Regions from separate parts of the Homo sapiens genome. Here region 1 is linked to region 2. Evidence: chromatin loops called from intact Hi-C (ENCODE). Cell type or tissue: PC-3. All regions are shown on one strand.

Region 1 (2,500 bases), 190 kb before region 2:
ATTGCCTGTCTATTGACCTGAAGCCTTACTGATAACATAAACAGTCAAGTAACAAATATTTTGTATGTTATATGTATTATATACTATGTTAAGTTAGAGAAAACATGTTATTAAGAAAATCATAATGAAGTGGAAGGGAATTCTTGTATAAGTGGACCCATGCAGTTCACACCCATATTCAAGGGTCAACTGAGTAAAAAATGTTAAAAAGACAAGTGTCAAGTTCAGAAAATTATATGCAGCCCAACAACTGACAAAGCACTATCATTTTTAATATAGAAAAGGTCCTACAAATAAGAAAAATCACAGAAAAGGAAATACAAATGGTTTATAAACTTGAACAAAATGTTTAATCTCACTCATAGTAAGAGAAATCAAATTAAAACCAGTGATACACCATTTAAAAAAACTAGACATGAAAAAGCAAAAAGTTGAATTAAACACTTAAATTGGTGATGATGGTAGCATACATTGGTATAACATCTCACAAGGGCAGTAAGTTAAAAATTTATATATTCTAGGAATTTCTTTTATATAAATGAGTGTATATGTATTAAATGAGGTATAGGTATAAGGCTATTCAATGCAGCATTGTTTATAATAACAAAAGATTAGAAAAGCCTTAAGTACCCTCCAACTAAGAGTTGGTTGTAGTGTATCCCTACATAGATTTATGAATACTAGGGAATTCTTGGAATATTATGTAGCTAACAAAAAAAATACCTAGTATAGATTGAGCATCCCAAATCTGGAAATAGAAAATTCTCCAAAATCCTAAAGTTTTTGAGTAACATGATGCTCAAAGGAAATGCTAATTAGAGCATTTTTGGATTTGAGATGCCCAACTGGTAAGTATAATAGAAATATTCCAAAATCCAAAAACACTTCTAGTCACAATCATTTTGAATAAGGGATACTCAACCTGTGCCTATTTGTGTTCTGCAAGATCGATTTTTTTTTTTTTTTTTTTTGGAAAGGAGTCCATTGCCCAGGCTGGAATGCAGTGGTATGATCTCAGCTCACTGCAGCCTTGGCCTCCTGGGCTCAAGTGATTCTCCCAGCTCAACCTCCCAAGTAGCTGGGACTACAGGTATGCACCACCACACCTGGCTAGTTTTTGTATTTTTTTGTAGAGATGGGATTTTGGGGTTTGGGTTTTCATCATGTTGCCCAGGCTGGTATTGAACTCCTGAGCTCAAGTGATCCACCTGCCTCGGCTTCCCTAAGTATTGGCATTACAGGCATGTGCCACCACACCTGGCCCCCAGGATCAATTTTTAAGTGAAAAAAAGTTGCAGGACAACATACACTATAATAATATGCTACAATTTATATTTAAAATGTACATATAAGTATGCACATATGTCCTTGTATTTTTATAGAATAGCTCTAGAAGTATACCTAAGAAAATTATAACAGTGGTAGCTCTGGCAAAGAGCCACGTGAAAAGAGATAAATTATATACTTTTTGTACCTCTTGAGTTTTATCCCTGTAACACTCTTACTGTGCATTTATGTTTATAATGCTCAGGTATACAGTTTCTTAGTACAGATTGCTATGGAGAACACCATCATTTGGTGTTCAGATTCCAAACTAAGAAGTTTTTCTCCGTCATAACTTCCTCTTATTTCAAAATGACAGTATATTTCTTATTATTTTGGCTGCTGTGAAGCTGAAAGCCACATCAGTGTCCAAAGTAATAGCTTCTTATATTCTGGGTTTGTTTTCTGGGCATCATTGCTGCTTTTCTTATTTCCTTTACTATACTTTTTATTCTTATATTAATTTTGAGTTTTGTTATATGTGTATCTTTTACCTATCATTATATTCTTAGACTATAAATATGAAGAAAGCCTTTGGTGAAGTGTAAGTATTCTTTTAAGGATGATTACCAGTTTATTTAGAAAAAAAGTTCTTTTTAATACTCTAATTTTAATGACTGTAATATTCTAAGTCCTACCTTTAAAAATTGAAATCAATGTAAATTTTTTGAGTAATTCATTATTAGCACTTTAGGTAGAGAAGTTTGCAATAACAACTGATGTAAGTATTGCTCTTCTGCAGTCTTTATTAGCATTGTTTAAACGTACCTTTTTTTAAAAAAAAAAAAATAGGTCATTGCTTCTTGCTGATCTTGACAAAGAAGAAAAGGAAAAAGACTGGTATTACGCTCAACTTCAGAATCTCACTAAAAGAATAGATAGTCTTCCTTTAACTGAAAATGTAAGTAACTTGGCAGTACAACTTATTTGAAACTTTAATAACTTGATATTTTAAAGTACCTAGGTAATCCATTAAAATTCAGGATAACTGAATTTATAGTTATTTGTAAATTGCAATATGTTTTACCCAACTTTAGGCCTGAATATATAATAGTTAATGAATTTTTGTTGGTAAAGATGATAAAACTTTATTGTGCTCAAATGTTTTATTTAAAGCTCTTATTTAGAAAATCTATAAAGTTTGAATTCTAGAGGACCTCAGGGTTCAACTAGGCAA
Region 2 (2,500 bases):
ACGGATCATTTTAAAGCAAATCCCAGATATCCTGTTATTTTACCAACAAATAAGGATAATTTTTAAACTGGGTAATCCCATGCAAGAGGAACAAAAAAGATACAATTCCATAAATTCAAGTTAATGAAACTAGCAATTACCAAATGATAAAAATTTATGTCAGTGATTCCTGGAGATAGGAAAGTAAGGAGATGGGTAGACACAGAGAAGGGGCTACTAAACAAGGACACAGAGAGTATGGCAGGCAGAATAATGTCCTCCAAAGATGTCCACGTCCTAATCCCTGGAATCTCTGAATGTGTTAATAGCAAAGGGGAATTAAGATTGAAGATGGAATTAAAGTTGCTAATCAGCTGATTTTAAGATAGGGAGAAGACCATGGGATCATGAATTATCCAGGAGGGCCCAATATAATCACAGGGGTTCTTAAAAGTGAAAGAAGACCAGAAGGAGTGAATCAGAGGGAGGTGGAATGATGGAAAAGCTCAGAGATACAACGTCAGAAGGAATCACTTGTCATTGCTGCTTGGAAGATGGGGGAAGGGGAGCATGAGCTGAGGAAGTAGACGGCCTCTGAAAGCTGGAAAAAACAAGGATACTGATTGTTCCTTATAGCCTTCACTAGGGAGCACAGCCTTGCCAACACCTTGATTTTAGCCCAGTGAGATCTGTGTTGGGCTGCTAACCTACAGAACTGTGAGAACTTGTTTGTTTGTTTTTTGAGAGAGTCTTACTGTGTTGCCCAGGGTGGAGTGCAGTGGTGCAATCTTGGCTCACTGCAACCTCTGCCTCCCAGGTTCAAGCGATTCTCCTACCTCAGCCTCCCAAGTAGCAGGGATTACAGGTATGTGCCACCATGCCCGGCTAATTTTTTATATTTTTTGTAGAGATGGGATTTTGCCATGTTGGCCAGGCTGGTCTCGAACTCCTGACCTCAAGTAATCTGTCCGCCTTGGCCTCCCAAAGTGCTGGGATTACAGGCATGAGCCACTGCACTTGGCCATACGTTTGTATTGTTTAAGCCATCAAGTCTGTGGTAATTTGTTATAACAGCAATAGAAAACTAATTACAGAGTGAGATTGTATCACTGTTTGGCAGTGCTGTGATGACTAAAAGAAGTAACTCTAAGGGGGAGGTTTCGTTGTGTGAGAAAGGGTTTCTTCAGAGTTCTGAGTCATTTAACCAGAAAACACTGCCATTTCCCAGTTCCATTACAGGACTCCTAAGAAGTGGAGTCCTATGTATGTCAAAAGCTGCAGTTTTAAAGTCATGTTCTTGTACTAAAAATATTACTCAGCAGTATGATGCAAAATTTAAAAATGGAAAAAAGGAATGAACACCCTCTGCTGGTAGCAGATAAAACATACTTGGCTTCCTTGTGTATTCTGGAAATAGTTAGGTCTACCCAGGTGGGGCCTCTGGAGAGTGCCACACAACTGGGGACTTAGGAGGTACATGAAGACCAGCCAGCACAGAGTTATGGGGCCAAACTTAGCTGATGAGTTTACCAGTGAGTGATTGGAGAGGTGCTTCTTTGTATTTCTTTGGGTTGGTTTGTTCATCATTGTTTTTAACAAAACAACTTCTTTTAAAGAATTCATTGTAAGAGGCGCTATAAGACAAACTCCTTTTTCCGGTTAAGATGCTTACAAGGTCATTAAGAAAATAAACACCAGCCTTGGCCAGCCATGGTGGCTCACGCCTGTAATCCCAGCACTTTGAGAAGCCGAGGTGGGTGGATCACCCTAGGTCAGGAGTTTGAGACCAGCCTAACCAATATGGTGAAACCCTATCTCTACTAAGAATACAAAAATCAGCCTGGCATGGTGGCATGTGCCTGTAGTCCCAGCTACTCAGGAGGCTGAGACAGGAGAATCACTTGAACCCAGGAGGAGGAGGTTGCAGTGAGCTGAGATCGCGCCACCACACTCCAGCCTGGGTGACAGTGAGACACCATCTCAAAAAAAAAAAAAAAGAAAAGAAAGAAAAGCCAGCCTTTAGGATACTTACTCAACAACAAAATTTATTCAAAGATTCAACATAATAATTAGTGTGTATTAATAACTTAGTTTTGAAATTTTAGTCAATGACAGGAAATTAATAAGCAGATTCTTAAGAACCGTTATAGAAATTGTATTTCTGATTTTTAAAGTTAAGATTTTTTTTTAAAGTTCAAAAATAATTTTACTTTTTCTAATTTGTTCCTCATGCAAAAGAAGGTTGTTAATCACTAGCTTAGAGCTTTTTTTGTTTTTTTTTTCGAGATGGAGTCTTGCTCTGTCACCCAGGCTAGAGTGCAGTGGCGCGATCTCGGCTCACTGCAACCTCTGACTCCCAAGTTCAGGCTATTCTCATGCCTCAGCCTCCTGAGTAGCTGAGATTACAGGCATGTGCCACCACGCCTGGCTAATTTTTATGTTTTTAGTAGAGTTGGGGTTTCACCATGTTGGTAAGGCTGGTCTCGAACTCCTGACCTCGTGATCTGCCTGCCTCGGCCTC

The links. Hi-C counts contacts between places; a loop is a spot of excess contacts. Peaks named below come from ENCODE experiments on the same cell type or tissue, not always from the same donor. Only the 100,000 strongest peaks of a DNase experiment are listed, where the experiment ranks them.
Region 1: a loop joins it to region 2, with 3 times the contacts of the local background. A loop is called at or near these places in 2 of 110 quality-filtered maps.

What each region holds. Positions count from the first base shown.
Region 1 is chr5:112,773,514-112,776,013 of GRCh38, forward strand. It overlaps APC (APC regulator of Wnt signaling pathway), which reads left to right. Exons shown (of 16, transcript NM_000038.6): 5 at 2,116-2,224. Among named protein-coding and RNA genes, the nearest start is that of APC, 37 kb to the left of the region's middle. In PC-3, no CTCF peak of the experiment used is centred here; no DNase peak of the experiment used is centred here.
Region 2 is chr5:112,962,803-112,965,302 of GRCh38, forward strand. No RefSeq gene overlaps it. Among named protein-coding and RNA genes, the nearest start is that of DCP2, 13 kb to the right of the region's middle. In PC-3, CTCF peaks have their summits at 1,341 (motif pointing left) and 1,541; a DNase peak (open chromatin) is centred at 1,289; H3K27ac peaks cover 1,156 bases.